Regions from separate parts of the Homo sapiens genome. Here region 1 is linked to region 2. The links are chromatin contacts, found by Hi-C or POLR2A ChIA-PET in ENCODE. All regions are on one chromosome and are shown on one strand. The core of a region is the stretch at or near the end of the contact, and the rest is flanking DNA. Distances in the headings are between cores, read along the strand shown. Region 1 overlaps LOC101928306 (a long non-coding RNA gene). Region 2 overlaps LOC124900165.

Region 1 (3,343 bases), core at 786-3,285, 250 kb after region 2:
TTTTGTTTTTGTTTTTTTTAAGAGATAAAACTGAAATAATCATATGGCAAAGAGTGTGATACAGGGAGGGGTGAGGATTTGGGGCTATTAATGAAATCTTCCATAATCGTGAGATAACTGGCCAGGTTATTATGTGACAGTCCTACTGACTTGTGTCAGGGACCTAAATTTTAATGGCAGCTCAGCTACTTTTTAGCTATGTGAACTTCGACAAGATCTTTTCTCTCTCTGAGCCTTATTTTTCTTCTCTGTATAGTAGGAGAAATAGCTCCTTTTTAATAGAGGTCTTACCAGGATACAGTAAATGATTTGATGGAAAAGCATATTATGAGAAAGCACTGTGAAGACATTCTTACTATTACCCCACGTCATAGGTTTCTTGAGTTGCTATACTTAGCTCCAAATAACTTCTGATGCTAAAATTAATCAAATCCAGGCTATCGGCTGCTTTAGAACAGGGATATCATTATCAAAAGTAATGAAAGCAACAACCACAGCATCCATGATAAAATAACAATAGGAATACAGTTGGCCCTCTGTATCCATGGGGGATTGGGTCCAGGACCCCCGAGGACATCAAAATCCATGGATGCTCAAATATCTTCTAATCAGCTCTCAGTACCCATGGGTCCCATGTGGACACTGAGGGCTGGCTTTACCATCGTATTTACAATTGCACTTCCTAGTGGTATCTCAAACACTAAGATGTAGTACTTATTCCAATGAATATTTGCTGAGTGAATGAATGAATGAATGAATGAATGAATTGGCAACAACAGTGATACATTTGAAAAACATTTCTCTGGTTTTAAAAGTGGTTTCCAAAGGGGAACTCTAGAAAAATATCTAGGTGAGGCGCCCTGGGAAGCCAGAGTTTTACCTGCTTTGAGGAGTAATTACTCATCTCTATAGATAGATTGTAAATGTTTTCTTCAAAAATCCCTAGCAGGCTTGCAGAGCCACGCTCAGTGTTTGTCTTTTCTCTTCAGCCAAATAAAACAGTTCTTCAAGCCAAAAGTTCTTATCTTTATTCTCTGTGGCACAGTCTAGCCCCTAAACTTTGATAATTGGGGGAAAGAGAAATTGGCATATTATTGACGACCACAGATGTGTCCAGCATTTTCAAATGTCAATTCCTTGGTTCTCACAAACTCAGAGGGAAGCATTAGAATCCACAATTTACAGATGGGGCTCTGAGCTCAGCAATATTGTGGAATTTGAACCCAGGGAACAGTTCAGGTTGGTTCTGGCTTTTTCCCTGGCCCACGATGGCACTAAATACTTGCTATTTGATTGCTTTATCAGTTAACTGAAGCTACTATTAAGGCAATAGCAATTTGGCATGGAACAAAATGATATAATACCTCTCAGTACCCCAGCTCTCAGGGCAACATCCTGAACCCCACCAGGCTCAACGAATGTTGATTCTGACAATGGTGATGGCTTCTAGAACCGAATTATCTTTTTATCAAACCCAGGATTTTCAAATCGGCCAAGCACAACCAGAAATTTCTAGGATTCTTCTGGGTTTGAAAACATCACTGTTGTCCAAGCCCCTCATTTTCCAGTTGAGAAGACTAAGCTCCAAAAATAAGTGACTTCTTAGGGTCACACAGCTAGTTAGTGGCAGAGCTTGAGTTTGTTGGAAAGTTCTCTCTCTCTCTCTCTCTCTCTCTCTCACACACACACACACACACACACACACACACACACACACAGCCAGGCTGAGGCAGGGGTTGTGGGGTGGGGGTGTGATACTACCAGCTTTTTACCATGAGGGACCAGGCCACAAGCAATGCTTCTCATCACCCCCTGCCTTTCAGAGTGGGGTTGAGAAACTGGTGGAGGCTGAAGGCCTCTGCACCCTGGAGGCCAGGGGAGTCTGTGGACAATGAACACATTTGAACGGCAGCCTCTCAGCCCGTACATTTGTGCAGTGCTCCCTGGGACTGATTTCCCCCGCCGGCCCTTTATTAAAAGCATGACTGAGCTTCAGAAGCAGCCTGGCTGGCAGAGGAGACTTGTGAAAGAGCAGTGGCACGGTGGATTGTGAGCTGTCAAAACAGGAAACAGATTCGCAATGGTGGTTTCAGGCTGGTTGACTCCGTGTGCGAGGGAACCAGCCCGTGACGTGAAGGTCTGTTTTGGCAGGCTGTGGGCAGCTGAGGCATTTCTATCACATGGGTTGGGGACTTCAAATGGTCCAGCAGCTGCCCCTTTTTGCCTCTCGGAGTGAATGGCTGGGTAGAACTGATTCTGCACAAAGACCAGCTCTGCTTCCTGAGAGAAAGAGCTCTGCCCTGTGCCCTGTGCAGAGTTTCAACACTCACCTGCTGTGTGATCTTGACACATTACTTAGTCTCTCTGTGCCTCAGCCTCCTCCTCTTTCAGATGGGGGCAAGAGTAGTGGAGAGTAAATGAAATGCGTAATTAAATGGTTCATCCTCTAATATTATGGATATTAAGTAATTTCAGAGCAATGCAAACAGAGGCACTCAGCACAGGTTGGTTAATGCTCTTGACTATCCCTGACCCTGTACCTTCTGATGCAGGCCAATGAGAGGGAGTTTTGGCTACTTCAACTCTGCCTGGGGTCATCAACCCAAAGTTTTTGGACCTGAGCATTTATCCCTAAAATTAACATCAACTGCTCATTGAGCAGCTCCAGTTTACCTGGCATTGTTTTTGTCCCTTGTACATAGCATCTCATTTAATTGAAACAACAAATCTGTGCACTAATCATACAATAAAACTAGCCAGTGAGCATTATTTGAACATTTGAGGTGGACTTTTAAGCACTTTGCATGTATTAACTCTATTAATTAGGTTTTAGGTCTTATTTCCCCCATTTTGCTCATAGAGAAACTTGCAGCTTAGATAGCTGAACTGAACAGACCAGGTCTGGGCACTGCAGATCATGGGGAGACTTAATTTCCTCTGGATAAAACCTCTCTCTCTCTCTCTGTCTCTCTCTCTTTCTCATACACCCCCCCACACACATACACACACCGTCACACATGTGTGCAACTGTGCATGGAAATAGCATTATTGGAATGGTAGGGAAGGGGTTCCATGGGCTATCCAGGTGGCCTGCCTTGGCCTGTAAGCTCACCTCCCTGGAGCCCAGTGTAGGGTGGAAGTGGCTGGGGGCCGGGAGGATGAGCTAAAGAGGCCCATGAGCAGCAGAGGCAGGGGCTGTGCCATAGCAGGGCAGGCAGGAGGCTGGAGGACAGTTGAAAGAGATGGTGTATTAGTCCATCTTCACACTGCTGAAAAAGACATACCCGAGACTGGGTAATTTATAAAGAAAAAGAGGTTTAATGGACTCACAGTTCCATGTGGC
Region 2 (3,693 bases), core at 567-3,066:
CCTTGTCTCTACAAAAAATACAAAAATTAGCCGGGCATGGTGACACGCGCCTGTCCATGTGTCACCCACATGGACAATCCCAGCTACTCGAGAGGCTGAGAAGCATGAGAATCAATTGAATCCAGGAGGTGGAGGTTGCAGTGAGCCGAGATTCTACTACTGCACTCCTTGGGTGACAGAGTGGACTTGGTCTTAAAAAATAATAATAATAATTAACCATCACACAAAGTGGGAAGGAAAGTGGAAACATGTCACCAGGTGAGTACCCAGATAATTGAAAGAGGTGCAGGCCAGGCGCAGTGGCTCATGCCTGTAATCCCAGCATTTCGGAAGGTCGAGGCAGGTGGACCACTTGAGGTCAGGAGTTCAAGACCAGTCTGACCAACAAGGGGAAATCCTATCTCTACTGAAAATACAAAATTAGCCTCGCATGGTGGCACATGCCTGTAATCCCAGCTACTTGGAAGGCTGAGGCAGGAGAATTGCTTGAATCCGGGAAGCAGAGGTCGCAGTGAGCTGAGATTGCGCCATTGAACTCCAACCTGGGCAACAAGAGCAAAACTCTGTGTCAAAAAAAAAAAAAAAAAAGTGCAGTCCAGTGGCAGGAAGAAGTTGAGAATGAGTCAGAGGTGAGGCTTTGAGTGCACATGTGGCCTGGAGCTCCCTCTGCCTCTTTCTTTTGGGGGTTCCCCTTTTGCATGGCACCTGTTGCTCACAGGATGGTATCTAAATTTAAATTCCCTCCAAACAGATCCTGAGACAAGGATTGGTTCAAGCAGTTTATTTGGTGATGATCCAGAAAGCACAGGGAAGGAAAGGAAAGTGAGGCAAGAAGGGAGGGAAAGTCAATCAAGGGGGGAGATGGTCAGGTCTTCAGTCTTCGCTGAGGGCAACCAGGGCTCAGCCCCCTGGGAGCCTCTGCAGGAGGATGTGGAGGTGCAGCTCAGAACTGTCCCATGCAGAGTGAGGAGCATAGCGTGTTTATCCCCCAACTCTTTTCCCTCATTGGTTGAGGGTCACTCCTAGGATGTTCACTTCCTGGCACTTCCGACTTGCTCTGTGTGCCAAGCCAAACAAGCCCCTGCAGCCAGAGAGAGGGGAGCTCATGGCTTGTTTGAGAGTGATCTGCAGTGAGCTCTGGGCCGTGGAATGCTGCGGGCCAGGCATTGATTGCTCCTAAAGGCTGGCCGCCTTCCCTTTGGTGCAACCAGTCTGTGGGAATGCCTACCTACTCAACCTTGATGGTGGGAAGTGAGGGGGGCACACCTCTTCTCCTCGGGTCACTAAATGGCTTCTGGGGTCGTGCCATGGCCAGGAGCAGGAATAGTGCAGGCTGAGAGGAGACTCACCAGCTTTGAGTTGACAGACCTAGATTTAAATTCTGGAATCACCTCTGGAAAGCCTGTTGCAATTTCCTTATTTTTGGAGCCTCGGTTTTCTCCTGTGTGAGGTGGGGCTAGGCCCAGCATCTGCTCTGCAGGCCTGTTGTGAGAATCACAATGGATCCCCATCAGCCCCTGTCCCCTAGTGGTTGTTGATGAATAGCAACAGGGATTGGAGGATTCTGCTGACTCAGTGGCTTCCCCCTGCCAGCCCTGACCTTGGCCTGAGGGCTTCCCCCAGTTCCCAGCTCCTGCTGCCGCTCAGCTCTAACTCTCCTTCCTTCGCGTCTGTTTAAAGTGGGCCTTCCAGGGTAAAAAGTCCATTCTGTGCAGGCTGCAGGAATCACCACGTCTGCTGGACAAGGACATCAATGTCTTTGAAGTGTCCTGGCTGGCAGAATTCCCTGCCGTTTTGCAGCAGCATGGTTCTCTCTTCTCAGCTCATGGAATGACAAGCTTGCAGGAGGCCTCAGTGGCCTTGGCAGCTGGCCAGTGTTTAGACAGTTTCTTGTACTGTTTTAATAAGAGGCATGGTGGAACTGGGCCTTTGCCTCATTACCTCTCCTGTGACTGGGCAGCCTGGCAGCATGGAAGCCCGTCATCTGGAGCTGCGTGCAAAGCTCCCCTCAGCTCCTGAAGAAGCTTTATAGGTGAGGAACCTTCCAGAAAGCACCAGGGCTCTCTGTGCCCTCCCTTTTTTTGTAGGCAGTTTTCTTTTGAATTGCCTTTTTGGGCTTCTGAGCCTCCAGGATGGCTTTGGAAAACATTTGCCCTGGAATGTTATCTCTCACCAACATCCATAAACCATAAACCATAAAAGAGACAGAATGGCCCTCACATGTTATTTTGGAGACTTAGAGAGATTAAGTGACTTTTGCCCAGTTGCACAACCAGTTAGTGACAGAATCAGAGCTAGACCTTAAGTTTGCTGACTTCAAGTCTTCCAGTATCTGGGTTGTGTTAGAGTCCAGGTGAGGGTGAGACTCACCTGAACCCACCTTCCTATCTTTTGAGGATTCATGAGATGAAGACTGACTGAGGCAGCACCACATGTAGCTCAAGCCAGAAACAAAGGTGTTACCTCCCTTCCCTACCCCAGACCCCCAAGCACAGGGCAGGGTCTGTGGGTGGTATAATCTAGTTTCTGTGCTACAAGTTTAGGAAGCAATAAATGACACCAGGGAACTTAAAAAGAGGGAGGAGCATAGTGAAAAGGGCCAGAATCTCTCAGTCTTGGGCCTAATTAACTGTGTGATCTTGAACAAGTCACTTCCCTACTTCAGGCTTCTGGTCACTTGAAGAGGAATGGGTGGATTGAGCTGGCCACCTCCTTGTAGTTCTGGAATTCTGTCCATCCATTCCCTCATCCATCCTTCCATCCATGCATGTATCCATCCATCCATCCATCCATCCATCCATCCATCCACCCTTCCATGTAGGTATCAAGCCATCCATCCATATTTCCATCCATCTACCCATCCATCCATCCATCCATCCATTCATCCATCCACCCACCCACCCATCCATCCATCCATCCATCCACCCACCCATCCATGCATGTATACATGCATCCATCCATCTGCTCATCCATCTCTCCATTCACTCATCTATCCTTCCATCCATCTATCTTTCTATCCATTCACCTACCCATCCGTTAACCCACCTATCCATCCCCTGTGCCATCCCCCAGTGTTTGCATCAGAAAACAGATTAAGAAGCCTATAGCTAGGTCTCCATAGTTGAGGAGCTTACAGTTTTGTCCGAGGTCAGTGGGCCAGGATTCCATCCCAAAGCTGCCTGAACCCTGAAGCCACTAGGCTTCAAGGTACCTTGACCTTTGGACCCTTCCTGCTTCCATGAGCTGTCAGATCATAAACCATTCTTCTGCCCTACTCTGTGTCCCATGCAGGGATCCCACTCCACATGCATTTCCACTTCGCATGCTCATGCCAATCTTGTGACATGGGGCTTTCTCTACCCACTTAAAAGAGGAGAAGACTGAAGCTCTGAGAGACAGAGAGCTTAGTCCAGGGCCTCATTTGTGACATCTGTCCTGTGCTCCCACTGTAATTCTGATGCCTGGTTCAGATCTTGGCTCTGCATCTTGGGAAAGTTACTTCCTTCCCTAAGTCTCTGTTTCCTCAACTGTGAAATGGGATAATAACAGTCCCCATCTCATCAGATTGTTGTGGGCATTATATGGTATAAGGCATGTGAATGGCATATTGTAAACACCCAAATGTTGGTCATCACAATCATTATACATAGTATATGCTTCCAATCAAGGTCAGAGAGGTAGTAGGCAAATTTC

The links. Hi-C counts contacts between places; a loop is a spot of excess contacts on that map. ChIA-PET counts read pairs that join two places held with the same protein, here RNA polymerase II (POLR2A). Pooled maps may share reads with other maps.
Region 1: a pooled map shows a loop between it and region 2 (4-fold over the local background). The contact joins two enhancer-like sites. A Hi-C loop is called at or near these places in 4 of 37 single-sample maps with no recorded cell type and 5 of 50 pooled maps. POLR2A ChIA-PET finds 5 or more read pairs at or near these places in 1 of 52 experiments (GM10248).

The regions. Positions count from the first base shown.
Region 1 is chr4:4,942,081-4,945,423 of GRCh38, forward strand. All of the region lies in intron 2 of LOC101928306 (a long non-coding RNA gene), which reads left to right. Among named protein-coding and RNA genes, the nearest start is that of CYTL1, 76 kb to the right of the region's middle. Within about 2 kb of position 2,036, at least 6 of the 41 ENCODE cell types and tissues checked have a DNase peak (open chromatin) inside an H3K27ac peak, as active enhancers do.
Region 2 is chr4:4,692,800-4,696,492 of GRCh38, forward strand. The region is part of intron 5 of LOC124900165; the gene reads left to right. The region is part of intron 4 of STX18-AS1 (STX18 antisense RNA 1 (head to head)); the gene reads left to right. Among named protein-coding and RNA genes, the nearest start is that of SNORD162, 30 kb to the left of the region's middle. Within about 2 kb of position 1,817, at least 2 of the 41 ENCODE cell types and tissues checked have a DNase peak (open chromatin) inside an H3K27ac peak, as active enhancers do.